Linked DNA regions of Homo sapiens: regions 1 and 3 are each linked to region 2. A link is a loop called in an ENCODE intact Hi-C map of the cell type or tissue named here. Cell type or tissue: Calu3. All regions are shown on one strand.

Region 1 (8,000 bases), 360 kb before region 2:
AACACCTACAAACATTGTCCAACTCTGGGGTGGGTGTGAGGAGGACAAAATCAACCCTGCTGAGGACAACTGAGATGCTAAAACTGATTGGTGGAGGACATGTAGAAAGTGTGGCTGCTTGTTATGCTGATGGTTTCTTTAAAACAAGCCTCCCTATGTAGTCCCCTCTTCTGTTGACTCAGGGCTTAGCCATGTGATTTACTTTGGTCAATAGGTCATCAACAAGGACAATGCCCACAGAGGCTTGAAAAAAGCTTGTTGTACTAGGGATTGCCCCTTTGGAGCTCAGCTACCATGTATAAAGCCCAGGCTAGTTTCCTCGAGGATGAGACACCACAAGAAAAGAGAGACACCCATACCACAAAGAGAAAGAAGCCCAAGTCTTCCAACATTCCAGTGAGGCCTGCTCCCAGTGTACCTGCTATATGAATATACCCAGGTGAGACCAGTAGTAGAATATCCCAGCCAAACCACAGGATCATGAGAAACAATAAATCATTATCTGTGACTTTATATTTAGAACACTCCATCATCTCAGCCCAAAAACTTATTGAACTGATAATAAATTTCAAGGAAGTCTCAGTATACAAAATAAATGTGCAAAGATAGCAATCATTCCTTTACACCAACAGTAGGCAAGCAGAGAGCCAAATCATGAATGAATTCCCATTCACAAATGCTACAAAGAGAATAAAATACCTAGGAATACAGCTAACAAGGGATGTGAAGGACCTCTTCAAGGAGAACTACAAACCATTGTTCAAGGAAATAAGAGAGGACACAAACAAATGGAAAAACATTCCATCCTCATGGATAGGAAGAATCAGTATCGTGAAAATGGCCACACAGCCCAAAATAATCTATAGATTCAATGCTCTTCCTATCAAACTACCTTTAACATTCTTCACAGAATTAGAACAAATCTACTTTAAATTTCATATGGAATCAAAGAAGACCCCATATAGCCAAGACAATCCTAAACAAAAAGAATGAAGCTGGAGGCATCACACTACCTGATTTCAAACTATACTACAAGGCTACAGTAACCAAAACAGCATGGCACTGGTACCAAAACAGACATATAGACCAATGGAGCAGAACGGAGACCTCAAAAATAACACCACACATCTACAATCATCTACAACTTAACAAAAACAAGCAATGGGGAAAGGATCTCCTATTTATTAAATGGTGCTGGGAAAACTGGCTAGCCATATGCAGAAAACTGAAACTGGACCCCTTCCTTACACCTTATACAAAAATTAACTCAAGATGGGTTAAAGAATTAAATGTAAAACCCAAAACCATAAAAACCCTAGAAGAAAACCTAGGCAATACCATTCAGGACATAGGCATGGGCAAAGACTTCATGACAAAATCGCCAAAAGCAATTGCAACAAAAGCCAAAATTGACAAATGGAATCTAATTAAACTAAAGAACTTCTGCACAGGAAAAGAAACTATCATCAGAGTGAACAGGCAACCTAAAGAATGGGAGGAAACTTTTGCATTCTACCCATCTGACAAGGTCTAATATCCATAATTTACAAGGAGTTTAAACATATTTACAAGAAACAAACAACCCCATTCAAAAAGTGGGCAATGGATATGAACAGACACTTCTCAAAAGAAGACATTTACATGGCCAACAAATATTTGAAAAAAAGCTCAACATCACTGATCATCAGAGAAATGCAAATCAAAACCACAATGAGATACCATCTCATATCAGTCAGAATGGCGATTATTAAAAAGTCAGGAAACAATAGTTGCTGGCAAGGCTGTGGAGAAATAGGAATGCTTTTACACTGCTGGTGGGAGTGTAAATTAGTTCAACCACTGTGGAAGACAGTATGGTGACTCCTCAAGGATCTAGAACCAGAAATACCATTTGACCCAGCAATCCCATTACTGGGTATATACCCAAAGGAATATAAATCATTCTACTATAAAGACACATGCACACATATGTTTATTGCAGCACTGTTTACAATAGCAAAGACATGGAATGAACCCAAATGCCAATTAATGATAGACTGGATAAAGAAAAAGTGGTACATATACACCTTGGAATACTATGCAGCCATAAAAAGGAATGAGATCATGGCCTTTTCAGGGACATGGATGAAGCTGGAAGCCATCATCATCAGCAAACTGCCACAGGAACAAGAAACCAAACACCCATGGTCTTGCTCATAACTGGGAGTTGAACATCTGTGACCAGATGGACACAGAGAGGGGAACAGCACACACCAGGGCCTGTTGGGGATAGGGGGTGAAAGGAAGGAACTTAGAGGACAGGTCATTAGGTGAGCAAACCACCATGGCACATGTATACCTATGTAACAAACCTGCACGTTCTGCACATGTATCCCTTTTTTTATTTTTTAGAAGAAATAAGAGAAAATATCATTGTCTGAAGCCACTAAGTTGTGGTGTGGTACATTATGTAGTAATACAGAATATGGAGGTCATTTTAAAAGTGCAGTGAAAGGAACTGAGAATCTGAACTAGGGCAGTGGTGGTGGGAATAGAAAGTGGTGTGGAATTTAGTTTAATGTTTTCTGTACTCTGCTGAGCAATCTACTAAGTACCCTGCAGGATTCACATTTATCAATAATTGATGATTTATACTTGTACACTTTTTTTAAAGATTTGAAAACCTTTATTACCTCAGTAATTATTTTCTTAAGTGTTTGCTATGCATTAGGCACTTTACAAGCATTAGTTCATTTAATCCTCGTAACAACACTATGAAGTGAGTCATACTATCAGTCCATTTTATAAATGAGGGAACCAAGGCTTATAAAATTAAATACTTGACCCCATCAAATAGCTAGTAAGTGGTGAAACCAGGATTCAGACTAAGCTCTGTCTGACTCCTGAAGAATTGCTTTTAAATATTCTTCTACATTTTCAAAAAAGTGTTTGGTGTAAGATCTTTATTTGATCTTTCTGGGAGTAGAGAAAAGCTATTTGCCATTCTTTTCATTCTCAACAATCCCTTTCCCAGGCTGAAGTTTCAGTTTAACAGGGAGTATTTTTATTGTGAATAACTGCAAGGTCAATTTGTGGTACATTTTCACTTCCTGAATGATACAAGTTTCAGGGAAATGGATGTGAGGGACATGAATTTCCAGTCTATATTAGCAGCCACCAAAGATTATTTGCTGTGAACTGATTAGCCCCTCATCTCCCTTCTCTTCTTCAAAATCTAAGGAACGTTCTGTCTTTTCCAGCACTTCGAGGACTTTTTGTGATTTAGAATGGGAAGCATGGGGCAGAGAGAAAGTCAACTTGAGTGGACAGAGCCAGAGGTGTGCTTCTGCTGAAGGTAGGGATTTGAGGGGTTAGCAGGAAGGAGAGGTCCCTAAGAGGGAATAAGTTCACATATGACCTTGCTATATATCAAGGTTATAGATTCCTTTACTTGCTCTATTTACAGCTTTCCCAAATGTTGCTCACACTATCTGAAGCCACATAACCAAGGATTATAAACTTTCTTGAGAAAGCATTACTAAACTTCCCCAGACTTGGCAAAGTACACGCTTAGCTGTTCTTATCGTGCCTACAGCTGTGGGGAGCTTTCTTTGAAGAGTCTCTCCTCCCCATCACCAAATGCAGTATCAGGAAATTCCACCTGAGAAACTATTGTTTTTTACACGTCATTTGAAATATGGCTTCTGAGATTTCAAATTAAATTAACAGCAGCCTGCAGTCTTGACTGCTTCTAGAAAAAACTGTGTATAAAAAGCCCAGCCATCTTTTGATCTAAAAGTTCTGTATATATTTAAATTTCCTAGTATCTCATGTTTACATTAGAAATGCCCATCTGGGTTTGCTGAATGAGGAATAATTGTGTGTCCATTTGTTTTTCTCTGATTTGTAGTTACTTCACTATCTCAAGATAAAAGAATATTTTACCTCGGTGAGAGAGGACTCAAGTTTTTTTGACAATGTCATTTGTGATACAGCCAAGGGCTTTATAACTGACTGTATACATCTAAGTGGCTATTTAACTGAAAAGAAAATAAATTTGGTTCAATGCTTGAGTCTATGCTAATGTCGACTGTGACAGAACTTTCCTTTCTTTACTCTCTAATCCAGCAGAGGGCACTGATCAAACATCAGTGGCTTTAAACCTAGACGCCTTGTTCACTGAATAGTTTATCAGTGCTATTAGATAATTTTTCTCTTCAAGCCATTATCTAACTGGAAGCAAACTTTGGAAAATGATGTGTACATTGGCCTTGGTAAATGGTTTATGGATTTAAAATAATAATTTTCAACACAACTGCACCCTGTATTCTCTATATTTTTGCCGTTCAGTACAGCAACCACTTGCCATGAGGGGTTACTGAGCACTTGAAATGTGACTAGTTTGAATTGAGATGTGCTGTTAGGCATGCAATACACACTGGCTTTTAAAGACTTAGTGCCAAAAAAAGAATGCAAAACGTCTCACTAGGTTTTTGTTGTTTTTGTTTTTTTAATTGGTGAAAAGTTGAAATCATGTTTTGGATACGTTGGGTTAAATATACGATTTAAATAAATTTTAGCTGTTTCTTTTCACTTTTTTAACTTTTCTACTAGAAAATTTAAAATGACAGATGTTGCTTGCATTGTATTTCCACTGTGAAGCACTGATCTCACTCTTAGAACACTTCTTTTCTTCTCTAAGAGTAAGTGTTTTCCAATTATACTGCCTATTTTGCGGTCCAAGCCCCTATTCTTGCTTTCCCTCAATGTTTCTCGTCTTCCCAGATGAATCCAGAAACCACAGGTCCCCAGTGGTACCTTGGCACTGTGAGAGTCACCTGAAAACTACCTTTAAAAAGTCAATGGCCAAGCCGGGCGCGGTGGCTCACACCCGCAACCCCAGCACTCTGGGAGGCCGAGGCGGGTGGCTTCCCTGAGCTCGGGAGTTCGCAGCCAGCCTGGGCAACACGGCCAAACCCCGTCGCTACTAAAATGCAAAGGACCAGCCGGGCGCGATGGCGGGCGTCTGTGGTCCCAGCCAGCGGCGAGGCTGAGGCGCGGGAACTGCGTGACCCCGGAGGCGGAGGTCGCAGTGAGCAGAGGCCGCCGCACTCCAGCCCGGGCGACGGAGCGGCGAGGCTGAGGCGCGGGAACTGCGTGACCCCGGAGGCGGAAGTCGCAGTGAGCAGAGGCCGCCGCACTCCAGCCCGGGCGACGGAGCGGCGAGGCTGAGGCGCGGGAACTGCGTGACCCCGGAGGCGGAAGTCGCAGTGAGCAGAGGCCGCCGCACTCCAGCCCGGGCGACGGAGCGGCGAGGCTGAGGCGCGGGAACTGCGTGACCCCGGAGGCGGAGGTCGCAGTGAGCAGAGGCCGCCGCACTCCAGCCCGGGCGACGGAGCGGCGAGGCTGAGGCGCGGGAACTGCTTGACCCCGGAGGCGGAGGTCGCAGTGAGCAGAGGTCGCCGCACTCCAGCCCGGGCGACGGAGCGGCGAGGCTGAGGCGCGGGAACTGCGTGACCCCGGAGGCGGAGGTCGCAGTGAGCAGAGGCCGCCGCACTCCAGCCCGGGCGACGGAGCGGCGAGGCTGAGGCGCGGGAACTGCTTGACCCCGGAGGCGGAGGTCGCAGTGAGCAGAGGCCGCCGCACTCCAGCCCGGGCGACGGAGCGGCGAGGCTGAGGCGCGGGAACTGCGTGACCCCGGAGGCGGAGGTCGCAGTGAGCAGAGGCCGCCGCACTCCAGCCCGGGCGACGGAGCGGCGAGGCTGAGGCGCGGGAACTGCGTGACCCCGGAGGCGGAGGTCGCAGTGAGCAGAGGCCGCCGCACTCCAGCGCGGGCGACGGAGCGAGACTCCTCGCGGGCAGCGGGGTAGTGGGGGCGGGGGGGGGCGCGGGGCAGGGCTTGGGGGAGGCCAAAGGCGACCTCTGAGCTCTTGTCCTTACCCTGGGAGAGTATGGAACTCAGAGAAATCATCTGACCCGGGTAATGTATGACAACAAGCAGGAAAGCTTTGCTTGAGAAAAAAAATGTCTTGTTTTAAATGCTGAGGCTTTGGGACCACAGTTTCATGATGAACAAACATTCACTGAACCCCCTACCTTATGCCAGAGGCTTTTCCATAATTATCTCCTTTAATTGTCACAAAAAAACTCGGCAAGTGTCAGAGTTATTGCCATGCTACAGAAGAAACATCGAGACTTAGAGAGGTGGGACAGCTTTGCCGAGACCACACTGAAGAGCGTGGTAAGTGGCAGAAGAGACCTTAAGAGCCAGCTTTGTTCAGCCTGCAGGATGCTCTCTCCACCTGCGACTGGCAGGTTAAGAAGACCCTGGGTCTGAGATGGTGATCGGCAGGCAGCCAGTGAATAGGCTCTGCTCACTATCGGGTGGTCACTAACCATATCCAGGAGCCAAAGCAGGGAGCTGGTAGCTTGGGAGCAGGGACATCACTTCTGACAGCAATGGGATGCTGAATAAATCAGTTATTGAACTAAAGAATAGAGAAAGAGAGAGAGAGAGCATGTAACATAAAAGTCTCCTCTTTTGTGATCTTAATAAGATAAATGTTTCATTGTTCTCACCTCTGATTGGGGCCTATTTTCAACAACAAAAGAACTGCTTTGGAACTATGACTATTCTGCTGATTAGACAAACTAGGTTCATTAGAAAGATCAAACAGAAAAGTTACAGAGAAAACAGAATTTACCAGCATAGTTCAGACTCAGGGGCTTACCACGGTTTCATTTTCTCCATAAGTGGATTCTTGAAACAGCAAAGAATTCTTTTCTGTCATCACCCCTCATGTTCTCTAAAGTAGAAACTGGGAATGCGTTGCTGTAATTGTGTTCATGGCATCTTTGTAATTTTCCAGGCCTTAAATGAGCCAGTCCAAAAGCAATACTGGTTCAGGCAAAATGAAACTTAGCCTTCCAAGAATACATATTTGGTAAAGGCTGAGCTGATTTTAATAGCTAATATTTATTGAGTGCTATTTCTGATGGTTATATGCAGTATTTCATTAAATCCTAATTCATTTTTAGACAGTAACACTGTTATTATCCCTATTTTACCAAAAAGGAAGCTGAGGCTCAGAAAGGTTACGTAATTTGCTATAAGTCATAGAACTCACCAGTGTGAGGATTGTCACCACTGACCCTTTTACTCAAGAGCTTTGACGCGTAACCATTACACCATGCTGTCTTCCTTAGAGAACATCTTGTTATCATGAAAAAAGTTATTTTCTTTCTCTGGCCCGTTAAAACAATACAAAAATCTATATCAATGGCATTTGCAATGCACCAGATACTTTTACCCTTTTCATTCTTTCACTAACAAAAAATTGATAGCAAATGTAAGCCCATGTATTTATGAAGGCAGTTGGTTCCTGCTCACTTCATTTTACCATTTGCTTTCACTTGAAGAAAGGAATAACTGAGAGCAACCTTTACTGCTATAATTGGATTTTTGTCATCAGATATGGTTTGGTTCAATTGTATCTTAGGAGAAATAATACACATTTGGGGTTTAGTTTATAGAATCTATTTTCTGTAACCTTAGAAGTCTTAAATTTTATCTAGGAATGCATTATATTCAACACTTTCAACTTGCATGTAACCTGCTAGGGGGAAAAAAAGGCTAATTTAAGAAGATCTTTCTAATCTTGTCTTCCAACCTTCACAGTGAACATACCCATCTGAAATTTGCATTTTTTGTCATCTTGAACTTTGCATAAAACTTCTAAAAATGTTCTTATCTATGAACTGCAGGAACCTGAAGAATAATTTTGTCTCCAAAATAATTACTGGAGCACTTCCATGTTCTTTGTGTTGTTGAGAAATTTTTTTTTTTTTAATGTATGCAGTTTTTAAAAAAATCTTTGTTTAAGGCCCTAAATATCATACATCTGGGATTCGATGAACAAGAGTTTGGGGAAAACCATTTATTATTATTATTATGCAGCTCATATTATAATTTTTTAATTTAACTTTTATTTTAAGTTCAGGAGTACATGTACAGGTTTGTT
Region 2 (8,000 bases):
TATTTTTTGTCACCACCAGCAATTTTTGAGAATGCAAGTTGTTCTGTATGTTAGGCAACATAATGGCCCCCAGAGAAGTCCTAATCCCAAAAACCTATGAATTTGTTACTTTCTATGGCAAAAGGAGCTTTGAAGATGGGATTAGTTTGAGGATCTTGAGATGGGAAAGTTATTCTGGATTATCTGCTGAATCGAGTATAATCACAGGGTATTTGTAAGATGAAGACAAGAGAGTCAGCGTCAAAGAGATATAATAATGGTGGCAGACACAGAGGGGAAGGAGAGAAAGAGAAAGCAGAAGATGCTCTGCTGCTGGCTTTGAAAATGGTGGAAGAGGCCATGAACTAAGGAGTGAATGTGGCCTCCAGAAGGTAGAAAAGGCATGGGAATAGGTTATCCCTTTAGAGCCTTCAGAAGAAGCCCAGACCTCCCAACATCTTGATTTTTAGGACTTTTGACCACATAACATAATATTTAAAAGTTGTGTTGTTTTAAGCCACTAAGTTTGTGGAAATGTGTATTAGCAGTAACAGAAAACTAATATGCATCCTTGCCAACATTTGCTGTCGCCAATCTTTTTAGTTTTAGTCATTCTAGTGGGTGTGAAATGGTTTAGCATTATCATTTTAATTTGCATTTCCTTGATGACCCATGATGTTGAGCAAATTTTCATACTCTATCAGGCCATTTGTGTATCTTTTCCTGTGAAGAATTTCTTTTCAAGGCTTTGACCATCATTCTACTGAATTATTGTTTCTTCTGTTGTTGATTATCAGGAGCTTTAATATATAGTTGACACTTGAACAACATGGATCTGAACTACACAAGTCCACTTATTGGTGGATTTTCTTCAGCCTCTGCCACCCTTGAGACAACAAGACCAATACCTCCTCTTTTTCCTTCTCCTCAGCCTACTCAACTTGAAGATGGTGAGAATGAAGACCTTTATGATCATCCACTTCTACTTGTTGAATAGTAAATATATTTTTTCCTTATGGTTTTCTTAATAACACTTTCTTTTCTCTTGATTACTTTATTGCCAGAATACAGTACATAGTACATATAATAAGCAAAGTATGTATTAGTTTACTGTTTAAGTGATAGGTAAGGCTTCCACTCAACAGCAGGCAACAGCCAGGTGTTGTGACACATGCCTGTAATCCTAGCATTTTGGGAGGCCGAGGTGGAGGATCGCTTGAGCCCAGGAGTTCAAGACCAGCCTAAGTAACATAGTGAGACCCCCATCTCCACAAAAAATTAAAATACCTAATCATGGTGGTGCATGCCTGCAATCCCAGCTACTCAGGAACCTACAATAGGAGCCAAAAAGGTGGAGGTTACAATGAGCCATTATTGCACTACTGCACTGCACTCCTGCCTGGGAGACAGAGTGAGACCTTGTCTCAAAACACTACAACAAACAACAACAACAGCAACAAAAATCAGTAGGTATTAATAGTTAGGTTTTTTGGGAGTCAGAAGTTATACACAGATTTTGACTGTGCAGGGGATCAGCGCTCCTAACGCCTGCATTCTTCAAGGGTTACCTGTATTCTTGATACAAGTTCTCCTTCAGATTTAAGTATTATAGATATTTTTCCAGTCTATAGCTTACCTATTCATTTTCTTAATAATGTCTTTTGATTGATTTTTAATTTTTAACTTTGGTGAATTCCAGTTGTATACTTTTTTTATGATTAGCATTTTTGTGTCCTATGAAACTGTTGCCTTCCTCAATGTCACTAAATTCTCTTAGGTTTTCTTCTAGCAAGTTTATGTTTCAAATTTTCACCCTTAGGTCTATAATTCGTCCCAAATTTATTTTTGTCTGTAAAGCAATGTCACGATTCATTTTTTTTCTCAATATAATTACCCAGTTGTTTCAAAACTGGTTATTAAAGTTTTTCTCTTAATCATTGAATTTTCTTGGCACCAAATTATTAACTCTTGACAAAAATAATTGACCCTTAAGTAAGCAGACAGACAAGCAGTGCTTCTATTTTATAGCAATGTAAATAATACACAACTTACACAAAGACTTTTTAGAAGCTAACTAACAGTGGTCCTATCTAAGTACGTACACCAGATTTTTTATAACCACTTTTAAAATAAAAGTATTTAGATTTTAACACATAGATTAGGACAGAGAAAGCATATGGTGGAATAAACTGTATCTTTTTGGCCAGATGGTGCTATTTCTAGGTCATCTTGATAAAGAGAGGAGGCAAACATGAAAACTTAATGAAAAACTATTTATGATGCTGGAGAGAACATCTTGGCTTTGAGTCACTTTTAAATCATAGAAGAGGATTATTCCATAAAATTATTTATAATGCCTAAAATTATTCTTTGCCCAAATCATAAATTTTCAGCATTACCAAGAAGCCATTTAGTATGTATAGGGTGTTTCAGCAAGTGCAGAGATGCCCAGGTGGTTGGGATTCAATACAACGAGCTGTCACGCTGCACATTCTTGGAGTACAACCTTAATGGGCATTTTCCCACCTGTGCAATTCCTCTGTTTTCACCCCACTCCATTCATATTTCACAAACTACTCTAATTATAGTATTTATTATTGACCTCAGGAAAAAGAAGTTTGAAAGGGTGGAAAAAACATGCATTTTGTCTCCATGGATAGTAAATCACTGAGCTATTGTTCCTTGGGAATCCCAATTCATGAGAAATTACATAGACTTTTGCCCTAACACTAATCAGCTGCCTGATCTGTAAATATTTCAGATCCTTGCCTGTATCTATTTCTCCTTGCAGAAAACTGTAATTTATCTAGATTTTTCTAATAATTCACTGACATTTTACTGCTATCCAATGAGTAAATCATTGTTGCTTTTGGTATCTTATGATTTTGTTCTTTTGTGTCAAAGTTTAGCTAGTTTCATCTATCAGGTTGGAATAAAAAATGCAAATTATGACTATACCACTTATATAGTTACATGATCTACTGACCAAAGTTAATCATCACTTTAATCTTGGTAACTCATTCAGAGCCCTAATTGTAATAGCCTTTGCCTGAGTTACCTAGAGAGTGGTCTCAATAATCCCCTTTTATTTTTCATGTAGAGAAAAGGGCACACAAAATGATATTATCTCGATCACCCAGCACATGTATTAAACTATAACAGACTTTTTAAATCATGTGTGATCTTTTATTTTTTGACTGAAAGGGACTAAGTTTGCTGCCCAGAGAAGTCTTTAGGGAGCAAGGAAAGGTAAGCAAATAAACTTATCTGGAGTCAAAGGTCTCAAGGAAAATCTTGCTTTCTATAAAAGGCAGACAACGTCAAGACTCATAGATTTTCCCAGGGCTAAAAATCAGAGCCAATTGCCTCCCATCTTGAAAAGACTCATTCATCATGCTGGTTGAAGTATCACAGATCTTGTCAAAATATTCATGACTCACATACGACCCATCCAAAAGACAAAAGCCAACAAAATATTTTACCAAATTCTAAAATAGTGTTTGTTTTATTATTCTTTGTTATTCTTCAACAATTATTGTTACCTTTACTATATGAAATATAATAGCAATTCCTTGTCTTCATGGTCTTTCTGTTACAGACATGTTTTACACTGATTATACCACTTTAGTGAAATTCATCATACATATTCCTGATCCAAATTCCTTTTTTATTAACCATATATGAGAGAAAGTGGATATTAAAATAATTTTGATGGTAAAATAAGCGAAAAAATAAAGCAAGCATGGTTAAAATGATTAAATTATGGAAAAGTGACCCATGTGTTTCAGATAAACTGACGCTTGAGGGTTTTTGTTGTTATTGTGGTTTAAATTTTATTTTATTTTAATTTTAAGTTCCAGGATACAAGTGCAGGATGTGCAGGTTTCTTACATAGGTAAAGATGTGCCGAAATGGTGGTTTGCTGCACCTCTCAACCTATCACCTAGGTATTAAGCCCTACATGCGTTAGCTCCCTCCCACTGCCCCTGCAGCAGATCCCAGTGTTTGTTGTTCCCTCCCTGTGTCCATGTGTTCTCATTGTCCAGCTCCCACTTGTAAATAAGAACCTACGGTGTTTGGTTTTCTGTTCCTGTTTTAGTTTGTTGAGGATAATGACTTCCATGAAGCTTGAGTTTTCATTCTACAATTTACTGAATGACATTTGAGCAGCTAGCTGACTTTTTAATGCCTTGATTTTAATAATTCAATGAGTTATTGGGTGAGATAATTTAGAACAGCATACATGATATCGTTATTATTAGTCAATAAAATGCTATTTATCTTATTTATTACTCATAACAAAAATATGTATATGACCCTTCGCTATGTTTGAATATGTGATATATTGAATTGAATTCACTGTGAGGCTTCAGTAGGTACCTATAATATTCAAATATGTTACCTGAAAGCTGTGAAAAATATATTTTTAAAAATTAGATTTACATGCAGTCAAGTTTTCTTTTGATGACACACTCTCTTGATATATACTAAGTTTTATACTTGGAATCTTTCACTTTTATCCTTACTCAGAAACGTGAATATTAAGAATCAGTAGAGCCAGCTCTTCTACATGTTCCCTGCCAATTGCTATCTTGCCTACTTTTAAAACACCTCTAACTTGAGAAAATGAAAACCCACAAACTAACAATTGTTCCAGGGAAGTCCATGGCATCACTTGGAACTTTTCATCATTAGTCCCAGTTACACTCTTTTGTGTTGTATACAACATTGGCATATACTCTAGTCATCTGTATGCCAAGTTAAATGAGACTTCATTCAGCAACCAGTAATATGTCATGCATCAGAAGTCTCTCTCATCATATTGCTTATCACCATCAAATAGTTTCCATTTTGTCTTTATTCCTTAAAAATTGTCATGCTTAAAATTGGTGCAAATAATGTAGATACTTGTGATTCTATTATATCTACATATATTTTTCTATTTTGCAAGAGAAGTGAATTTTAATAAATTAGTTCTCTTAGATTATAATGCTACAGAAAAACTGAATGACCTGACTCGTTGGTGATTTGATTGGGACTGGATTTGTGTTCCTGCCCAAATCTCGTGTTGAAATGTAATCCCCAATGCTGGAGATGGGAACTGATGTGAGGTGATTGGATCATGGGAGTGGTTTCTAATAGTTTAACACCATCCCCGAAGTGCTGTTTCGTGATAGAGTTCTCTGAAGATCTGGTTGTTTAAAAATATGTGTACCTCCCATCTGTCTCTTCCTCCTGCTCTGGCCAGGTAAGATTTGCCTGCTTTCTCTTCACCTTCACCTTCCACTGAAGAGAGAGGTTAAAGATTAACCCCCCCACTCTAATCACATGTACTGTCTATAAATCTCAATCTATCAAGACCCTTTCACGTGGACCCCTTGGAGTTGTAAGCCCTTAAAAGGGTCTGGAGCTCTTTCTTTGGAGAGCGTCATTCTTGAGATGCAAGTCTGCTGACGCTCCCAGCCAAATAAAGCCTCTTCCTTCTTTAACATGGCATCTGAGGGGTTTTGTCTGTGGCTCATCCTGCTGCATTTCTTGGTTCCCTGACCAGGAAGTGAGGTGATTAACGGACAGTTGAGGCAGCCCCTTAGGTGACTTACACCTGCCCTGCAGAGCATCCCTGCAGTGAACTCCAGCCAGCTTGAGCGATGGGGATCCTGAGACCGCTCCTGGGTAGGTGTTTGTCCTGGTAGAACTCCTCGTCAGAGTGGTGCATGGCAGGCCCCCGCAGATGATCAATGCAATGTCTGAACACTGGGAAGGAACCATTGCTTGGAGTCCAGACATCTGGAATACAGAAGGACCGGTCCTGGGAACTTGCCCACTGCATTTGAGTGGAAGCGTGGCCTGATCACCCACTGTGTGCCCTTATGGGCACTTTGGTCTCAGTATTGATTTTGATTTGGCTTGACCTGTTTGCAAAAAGGAAAGTGAAAGTGAGTGAGTGCTTGAGTTTTAGATGTGCGAGGTGAGCGAGTGACCTCTTTACCCTTTCCTTCTTGTGGTGTGAGTGTTGTTTTGTCTCGGGAGGAAAATGGGTGTTATGCAAAGTAAGCCCACTCTGCTAGGAACTATGTTGAAAAATTTCAAGGAAGGATTTAATGGAGACTATGGAGTTACTATACACCAGGAAAACTTAGGACTTTGTGTGAAATAGACTGGCCAGCATTGGAAGTGGGTTGGGCATCAGAAGGAAACCTAGATGGGTCCCTTGTTTTTAAATGTATGGCACAAAGTAACTGGTAAGCCAAGACACCCAGACCAGTTTCCGTAAATAGACACTTGGTTACAGCTGGTTTTAGAGCCACCACAGTGGTTAAGAGGACAGGCAGCAGTAGTACTAGTGGCAAAGGGACAGACAGCCAAGGAAGAATCCTGCTCCACCAACCTAAGGGAGTCAGCTCCTAAAGTCCTGTCTGATCCAACACCAGAGGATTCATGGCAAGAAACAGCACCAGTGGCCCCCTTTCCACCAAGAAGAAAGGTCTCCCACTCCGATACCCCATCCTATACCAAAAAGCCACAAGCTCTGATGGATTTGCTCCAAACTGTTATCCAGACCCACAAACCCCACCTGGGCTGATTGCCACTAGTTGCTCATATGCCTCTTTAACACAGATGAAAGGAGGAGAGTGCTCCAAGCAGCAACGAAGTGGCTTTAGAACATGTTCCAGCTGATTACCAAAACCCCCAAGAGTATATGAGGATCCAATTACCAGGAACAGATGCCGAGTGGGACCCAAATGAAAGACAGGGTATGCAAAGGCTAAACCGGTACAGGAAAGCCCTTCTGGAAGGGTTAAAGAAGGGAGCTCAGAAGGTCACAAATGTTAACAAAGTCTCTGAGGCCATTCAAGGAAAAGATGAGAGCCCGGCACAATTCTACAAGAGACTACGTGAGGCCTATCGTATGTATACCCCCTTTGATCCCAGTAGCCTTGAAAATCAGCACATGATTAACATGGCTTTAGTTAGTCAAAGTGCAGAAGACATTAAAGAAAATTTCAAAAACAGGCTGGGTTCACGGTCATGAATACTTCACAGTTACTGGAGATAGCCAAGCAGGTGTTTGTGAATAGAGACACGGTAAGCTACAGAGAGAACTGCAGAGAGAGTGAACGCCAAGCCCGGCGAAACGCCGACCTGCTAGCCACAGCTATAAGAGGGGCCCCCCCAAAGAGACCAGAGAAGGGGGGCCCCAGGAAAAATACCCAGTCTGTCCATCCACGCTTGCAGCGTAATCAGTGTGCTTACTGTAAGGAAATAGGACGTTGGAAGGACAAGTGCCCACAGTTGAAAGGGAAACAAGGTGACTCTGAGCAGAAGGCCTCAGACAAGGATGAAGGGGCCTTGTTCAATCGGGCAGAAGGGTTACTGGACTGAGGGGGACCAGGCTCATGTGCCCCCAAAGAGCCCATTGTCAGGATGACAGTCGGGTACGAGGACATTTAGTTTCTTGTCAATATTGGTGCTGAACATTCAGTAGTAACCACCCCAGTCGCCCCCTTATCCAAAAAGACTATTGACATAATCGGAGCCACAGGGGTTTCGGCAAAGCAAACGTTCTGTTTCCCCCAGACCTGCACTGTGTGGGGCATGAAGTGATTCATCAGTTCCTGTACATGGCTGACTGCCCCTTGCCTTTGCTAGGAACGGACCTACTTAGCAAGCTGAGAGCCACCATCACTTTTACAAAGCACGGCTCTTTACCGCTAAAGCTACCTGGAACGGGAGTCATAATGGCCCTTATGGTTCCCTGGGAGGAGGAATGGAGACTCTTCTTAACTGAGCCAGGCCAAGAGATAGGAGCAACTCTGGCTAAGTGTTGGCCAAAGGTGTGGGTGGAAGACAACGCTCTAGGGTTGGCAATCAACCAGGCCCCCGTACTCATAGAAGTTAAGCCTGGGGCCCAGCCAGTCAGACAAAAACAGTACCTGGTCCCCAGAGAAGCTCTTGAAGGTATCTGGATCCATCTCGAGTGCCTGAGGGCCTTTGGAATTGTAGTCCCTTGTCAGTCTCCA
Region 3 (8,000 bases), 420 kb before region 2:
TTCCCCTGTATCAGAAATCTCTTTTTATGTGCAGTAGTCATGTCTTGGAGTTTCTGTAGTATATATTTTAATGCTAGAAGTTCTTAATGTTTTTAAATCCTTCCTTCTATGATTTCAAGTGTTGCCTTCTTCTCACAAAAACATAGTAGGAGTGAACTCTTCAAGCTTTTTGAACTTAGATATGGATGTGGAACTTGCTTTGGCTAGTCATTTCTTCCAAAAACTTCACAAGCCAATGGTGACCTTCCGTGTTCTCCGCCTCGTGCCAGATGATCCTAGAAGCAAGTGTTGAGTTGGAGCCTTCATTAACCTAGGTCACCGAGTGACAATGATAAACAAAGTACTAGCAAACCTTTATTAGTTTTATAGCCTGATAAATAAATAAATGTTTGTTGTGCTAAACGACTGTCAGGATTATTTGTTATTTCAGCATAACCTAGTTAAGCTTAACTGACGCCACTACACATTCTTTGGCTTCCAACTTCACTTACTTTCATAAGAAAACTTCTTGGTATAACTGTCTATACTGTATTTACTTTCTCAACTTTATCTTTTTCCCATGACAGTCATTCTTCAATTACCATCACTACTCTAAAATTGCTTCCAATAGCCCTAATACCATTCATGTTTCCAGATTCAAGGGTTAGTTCTCAGTCTCTAGCTTGACGTCTCACAAGTATTCACCATGGTGAAAATTATTTTCTTTTTTTGCCTTCCAGAATACCACATTCTGATAGTTTTCCTCTTATCCACTAACCAAACCATCTGAGTCCTCTTGGTTTATCTCATACAATAGCCCCGAGTGAACTTTAAAAAACATTAACTTTACCATATTACTTTCCTGCTCAAAATCTTCCCAAGGATCTATAGCATATTAACATCCATGCTCTTTATCCTGGCCTAAAAACCCTGCAAGATTTGGCATCCACCCACTAATATGTCCTCATTGCATTCCACTCCCCTCCCTAAACTCCAGCCACACACACCTCTCTTCTAGTTCAAATATGCCAAGATAGCAACCAAATTAGAGTCTTTGTACTAATTGGTCCCTCTGCTTGGAATGATTTTAATGCGTATACTTCCATTGCTGATGTGCTATGCAGTTTTTAAAGAAGGCTTCACCTCTTGCTATTTTCATACCTTAGTATAATCCACTCCTTTGAGTATGACCTGGAATTAGTGATTTGCTTCTAATAAACATAATACAGCAAAAAATGAGCAGATGTCACTTCCGAGATTAGGTTACAAAATTCCATGACTTCTATTTTGCTAGCTGAATTTCTCCATTGTCTTCTTGGCTTATAAGATCTGATGAAGCTAGCTACCATATTGGAAAGGCCCACATGGCTAGGATCTGGCTGACCGCCAGTGAAGAATCAAGGCCTTCAATCCAGTAACTTGCCAGCAACTGAACTCTGCTAACAGCCACATAAGCTTGGAAGTAGATCCTTCCTCAGTTGATCCTGAGGATGAGATTACAGCCTTGGCCAATGTCTTAATTCTAACCTGTCATAGACCATGAAGCAGAGAACACAGACAGATCATGCCTGCATTTCTGATCCACACAAACATTGAGGAAATACATATATGTTGTTTTAAGCTTCTAAGTTTTACCTTAAACTTATTGAGACCAAACTCAGATTTATAATTCAGATTAGATAAATAATATCATTGGCTTCTTCTCATGCAGGTATTGACCTAAATGTCAAATAATTAGAATGCTCTCCTCTACAACTTAACCTAAAATTGCTGCTTCATCCTCACTAACAAATATCTCAATTTGCTTTCTTTATAGCTTGTTGCTGTCTTATGACAAAAACTGCTAGTGGTAACCAAAGAGTTCTTCTCTCCTACTTCCTCATTAATAGGGCTGCTGGACACATGATTTAAACACCTAAATAAAATGAAAATAATATTAATATTAAACTCACAAATTTATTATGAAGACAAATAAGAGAAGGCATGCAAGGTTCCTGGTACACAGTAAAGTACCTGATAAATGTTTGCTATTGTTTGTGTATTTTTTCCATTATTTATACTGTAGCACTGCCAGTTTCATTTGTTTTGGGACAAATAATTTTGAGTTTCTCCTGTTGCCAGATGACTATCTTTGTGGACAGAATTCATTTATGATACCATAATGTCATAGACTTTTAGATCTAGAGGGGACATGTAACAATCAACTAAAATTAATATTCAACAACCATTTATTGAGTAGCTATTCAGGACTTGGCTAGGAGTTAGATAAAGACTCCAAATGGAAGAGGATGTAAGTTACAAAGATACGTTATTCTGCTTTTAAAATACTATAAATGGACTTAAAAGACTTGGCAAGTGCAGCCTTACCTCCCCACCTCCACAACCCTTAGACCCAATTGCCGACAGTAGACTATGTGCTTCTCATGCTTAGATGTGCCAGGCCATTTGACAATGGCCACTCTGTGGATGTCCACTGCTCATGTTCCCTGTGGATGTGGGCCAGGAGCATCAAATACTGTCTTTATGGATGCTGAGCCCCTCAGACAGGAGGTGATGCCAGCTTGCACAGAAAAAGTTCTGGCTAGGCCTTGCAACCAGATGGTTGGCTGCAGGCCCAGCTACATTTTTTTCTCCATTTAATTTCTGGTCTGAAAGTTACTGTTTCCAGTGGTAACCTGGGGACCGTAAATTATGAGGCTTGTTGATGAGTTCTGAAAAGTACTTTGTAAGTAGATCTTATGAAATGCATTGAGCACTTAAGTCCCAGACACAGCAGTGTTTTCAAACGTTATCTCATTTAATCCTTATACCAAATTTCTGATATAGGTGTTATTGTTATATCTACTTTACAGATAAGAAAACTGAGGTTTGGGGACATAAAGAAAAAAATTAAAAATAGTCCCTTGAAGGAAAGCTATGAGAATGTTGTGAATATTTAATATTTTCTTTCTTAATAAAGTCTAATTTAATATGTAGATTTTTTTGTCCCTTAGAGCCTAGTTGGTAAAATATAAGTTAGAAAACAAATCTGACAAAATTGGCACTAGTATTTGACCGATCACATAAAAATGTTATGTAACATGCAGTAGCATATAGTAGATACGCATCAACACTGTACACAGAATATAAAGTTCTTTTATTATTTAATCACATAATGCAAAGGCAATACTTTTGATTAATTAAGGGTGGGTCCACAGACTGAAGTTTCTTTTTGCTCTTTAGTCATTAAAAATACTCATGTTGCATCATCTAAGATTTCTACTTTCCTTACAGAAGCAAAGGTCTTCATTTACGGCTTTAGTTACCTTACAGAAGCAAAGTCTTTTTTACATTCTTATAATTGCCTTCTCCAATTATTTAAAACTTTCATATACCTAAAGCTACAATAATTTGAGCCAAATGCCTTTTATGACTTGTTTCCTGGAACATACACATGACTTCAGTTTCTCAATGTTTGAAAAGAAGAAAGCTTAAAGTTTAACATCTAATTGTAATAAATGGGTTTGGGAACAAATGCAACTTACTCTTAGGAATGGCACAGATGGTGACTAATCTGCAACGTCTCTTAAAGGAGACTGGAGCAGAGGGCACACCTTGGCCACTGTTTACTTATCTTTAAGATCACATTTCTTTCTATTGACATCAGCATCACATGAACCAATGTTTTGGATTTTTCTTCATCATTATATTCCTAGAATATTCCCTTACTAATAATTCCTATGTCCCACTGGCTTGCAGAAATGAGTAGGGATACTTTTACAATTGAGAAGAAAACACAAAGTATACTTAAAAAAGTCATTCACTGCCAAAGAAAATTCCACATATGTGGCTTGATTTCATTGGGAATTATTAAAAAATGCAAGGTATGCTTTCCCTGTATTAGGACTGTTAAATGGAACACTCTGTGATAATGGAAAAGTTCACTATAGGCCTTTTCTCCCTGTTGGGTTGTTTCTAATCTTATCAATTTGTAAGATGGTTTTATATATTCTGTAGCTACACTGTTCAATATGTCCTCATTCATTACATGTGGCTATTGAGCACTTTAAATACGGCTAGTAAAACTGAAGAACTGAATTTTTCATTTTATTTAATTTTAATTCAATTTAAATAGCCATGCATAACTTGTGGCTATGATATTGTCTAAGGCAGATCTACATCTATTATTCCGGCTGACTTAAATACAGGGCTTCTCAAATACAAGGCCAACTTATTTGATTGCATATATGACAATGTAATGTAAGTTACCAGAGTGATTTCATGTAACGATAGAATATTTCTTCTTAGGTTTAGTAAAAGAGGGTGTGTGAGATAAGTACATGTCTGCACACAAATATATGCTAGCTATGTAATAAATTATTCACCACATCTCTAGATAAATTATTTTCATTTTGGTTTAGGGGAGTTTGAGCCTTGTTTATGTGTGAGAAAAGTCAGAAGGCAAATACTTTGCCATCAGGATACAGACAGACAAATTCTTGCTTGGAATAACATAAAAATGTACGTAAATATTCACATTCTTACCAATGCTCGTGAAATGAACTGATGAGAAAACAGAAATATGCAAAATAATGCAAATATGAAAGCAGATCAACTGGCAAGTCCTGCTGTTTGACATCTAATGATCATTGCATAACTACCTGGATACAGGAATGCTATTTAAATCATGTCTGCTAAGTCTACCTAGTCAGCTTCCCGGTATATTCAGGAGTTGGAATCCTTACTAGCCCATGAATTGCCTCACCCCCCAACTTGGAAATCATGTTTTGAAGCCTAATTTACATCAGAATCTCCCAATCAGCACAAGTAAAGTGGACTGAACGTTTTCATGTAGAAATAATCTACTGATATCTGTAATGTTGCAAAAATACATATGTGACCAAGCAAGATATAATCAAAATATGTGTTTGCATTATTTTACTGCTACTTTGATATTTTAGTGTTTTTTGGGGGGGCATTTAAAATGTCTTCTTTTAACAAAAATATTTTAAATGTACAATAATTGTGGAATATCTTTCATAACATGAACTGGCCATGTTTTCTGCAAAACTTAAATGAATGCAACTTTTGCATCTGGATTGATTTTAATTATATGAAAGAACAACCCCCAGATACTATTTGGACACGGAGGAGAGATAAGTATAAGGTATATAACGAGAGTCAGCAAACCCTTTTCAATGTAAATCATAGCATTATGTATTGTCAACACTAGTAATTTGTCTGAGGGTAGAGGGGATGAGTCTAATGAATACAAAGATTAAATATGTGTTTAAAGCTATAATATACTAAAAATTTTGTAGTATTGCACAGTTTTGCATCCTGTGAAAAATCCTTATTGGAGAATCACACATTGAAATTTTTTCAAATGCTCTTGTTTCTCTGCTCACTGGCTACTCAATTTGATGGATGTTATTAAGTTATGTTCAGCCAATTAATATCACACAAGAGAATAAACCGATTACATTTGGATCTTCCCTCTTGTGGAATCTTCAAAGAATAAGTGTTTTTCATCGAAAGAGCCAGGAATGGTAGTTTCTGCATGATGGTAAAGATGTTCTGTGCATTAAAGGGAAATGAAATAAAATGCTTTAACGAAGAAACACTGAACGTTGTGGTCTGTGAGACTGATAAACATGCTGAAGTCGGAATTGCGATTTAGATTTATGAATCAACAGCTCCCAGAGCAAGTGGCTTGTGACCCACTTTCCTCAAGAGACATCAACATGTGTTTTGCATTAATTTGTCTTGATAGCCTCTTGTTGCTAGCAACTTTTGTGGGAGTAGAAAACACTTCGCCTTTGCCAACCATGTGTGTCTCTCTCCTGCACCCCTACCCTTTTTTAGGCAAAGCAAAATGAGATAGCTTCAGTTTTACAGTGACTACTAGACACCCAACAATTGAGGAACTTAAAAAAAGTTCATAATTGGCTTGTTTTAAATAGAGCATCTTTAAGGCTCTTGAAGTCTTTATTGATAAATTTTAGCAACCTTTTGGCAGTTATTTTCGTTTAAATTACATTGTTGAAATGCGCATTTCACAGATTGCAAAATATGTCTCGTGGTTGGGACATGAACACAAAGAGGTATTATGAATATTGGATTATCTTAGAGATAGTTTTCTTGGCCTTTATTTTAAAGCCTATTCACGAATATTTGTCTAAGTGATAATATTGTAGATATATGATGAACACATGATTTTGACTGCTTTTTAGCCAACAGTTACTAAATTGTAATCACCAATATATAGTACAGTTCTATATTCATATAAAAGCTCATTAGAAGGGTATAGAAACTTCTAAACTAGCTGGGTCAAATTTCAACTCTTCCCTAAAGTCAGTGTTAGAAAGTATTACCAATGGACAGGGACATAACCAAAGAACAACAAAAACAAGAAAGTTGGGAAAGGCTAAAATCTGGAGTTTCAATACATTCTACAATGAACCAGTGAAAACTCTATAATTAACTTTATATTTGATCCTGGCAAATAAGCTATGTACCACATTAAAACAAAACAAAACACAAAGTGAATTAAAACAACAGTCAAAGACCTCACAATATTATTTTTCAAGTGGTTGAAAACCACCACTCAAATAGCTTAAGCAATAAGTGGATGCATTATTATAAAACTATGCCCTTATCCAAGTGCTTATGTAGGGTATATTCCATGAATATTGCACCAACTTTTTCTTTTAAGAGGTAGTAATTCCTTGAATCTATTCTCCTTCCTATTTTGGGTTCATCTTCAGGCTAGTAGCAAGATGGTTGTAGAAATTTCAGACATTATTTCCAAGGAGAAACCCATTAAAAAGCAGGAAGAGATGTGGGTTTTTGCATATGTTCCTTTATGTGGGTGAGGAGGCATTATACAGGAGCCCCCAGCAGACTTCTTTCTTATTTCATTGATGAGAATTAGGCCACAGTTCCTTTATGTGGGTGAGGAGGCATTATACAGGAGCCCCCAGCAGACTTCTTTCTTATTTCATTGATGAGAATTAGGCCACATGTTCACTCTTTAATCAGTTGTTGACAGGAGAAACTGGGTTCCAAAAATTGCCTTAGACAAATCAGGAGTGACCTTTGACCTAAAGACGTTGCTATATTCACATGGAGGGGAAAAACATGCAGGGAGTGGGTGAACATGCAAAAAATAATGTGAACCTGTGGATAACTGAGGGCCCACTTTGTTATACCATTTCATATAAGTGACTTGAGCTTCAATGTATTGTTGGTATCTATGAGGGGTTCTGAAACAAATCTCTGGTGAATACACAGGGTCTATTATAAGTCTTATGTATTATTGAAGTGATTTAATTGTTGGCTTTCCAGCTTCCTTTTGCAGTCTGAAGTCTTCTTTATGCATCTGGGAATATTAAAACGGTTGGATTAGAACAGACTCCAGTCCACAGGAACTACAGTATAAGCGATGAACTGGTTTTTCACAATTCTATTGCCTAACAGGAGAAGCTGGACGCACTATATTAGTTTATCTTATTCATGATCTGCAGGATTTCTTCAGAAGTGCTCTCTTAAAGTCCTAACTAACTGGCTGTGAAGGTAACGACTTCATCCTCAAACACTATCATCAATTACTGACTTTTAAAGGCTCTCTTCAACAATTTAGCTATCAATAGAAACCACACACCAATGCGTAGATTTTAGTGACAGGTATTTCTATGGAATGGAGAAAGCATTGTGTACAGGGTGGTTCAACAAGTTTGGCGAGGATTTAAACCTTCTCGTAAAGAATGTTTACATATTAATATTACATATTATAGGTTGGAACTAGGTTTCCTGAGACAAAACTTGTCTGGGTTAGTGTTTTTATTTTGTGATATAGTTACATTAATATTAGAAAACATTATATGCATTCACTAATGCTAAAATTTCATAGTGCAGGTTTGAACTTAACGTCACCATCCTAGACCACATTATGAGATGCTATACAATGGTAGGCATTTGGTCCACTTTTGTTGTAGATATTCATTCTCATTCAGCAAATACCAATTGAAATAGATTAAACT

Evidence for each region. A loop is a pair of places that touch in the nucleus more often than their neighbours do. Peaks named below come from ENCODE experiments on the same cell type or tissue, not always from the same donor. Only the 100,000 strongest peaks of a DNase experiment are listed, where the experiment ranks them.
Region 1: it touches region 2 in a loop (2.3-fold over the local background); 3 of 110 quality-filtered maps call a loop at or near these places.
Region 3: a loop joins it to region 2, with 2.2 times the contacts of the local background. A loop is called at or near these places in 2 of 110 quality-filtered maps.

What each region holds. Positions count from the first base shown.
Region 1 is chr3:477,766-485,765 of GRCh38, forward strand. It overlaps LOC105376922 (a long non-coding RNA gene), which reads left to right and starts at 5,875. Exons shown (of 2, transcript XR_940538.2): 1 at 5,875-6,220. In Calu3, CTCF peaks have their summits at 4,067 (motif pointing right) and 4,274; no DNase peak of the experiment used is centred here.
Region 2 is chr3:841,600-849,599 of GRCh38, forward strand. LINC01266 (long intergenic non-protein coding RNA 1266) reads left to right here. Exons shown (of 4, transcript NR_110118.1): 4 at 777-4,416. Among named protein-coding and RNA genes, the nearest start is that of CNTN6, 250 kb to the right of the region's middle. In Calu3, no CTCF peak of the experiment used is centred here; no DNase peak of the experiment used is centred here.
Region 3 is chr3:422,709-430,708 of GRCh38, forward strand. No RefSeq gene overlaps it. Among named protein-coding and RNA genes, the nearest start is that of CHL1-AS1, 41 kb to the left of the region's middle. In Calu3, no CTCF peak of the experiment used is centred here; a DNase peak (open chromatin) is centred at 3,553.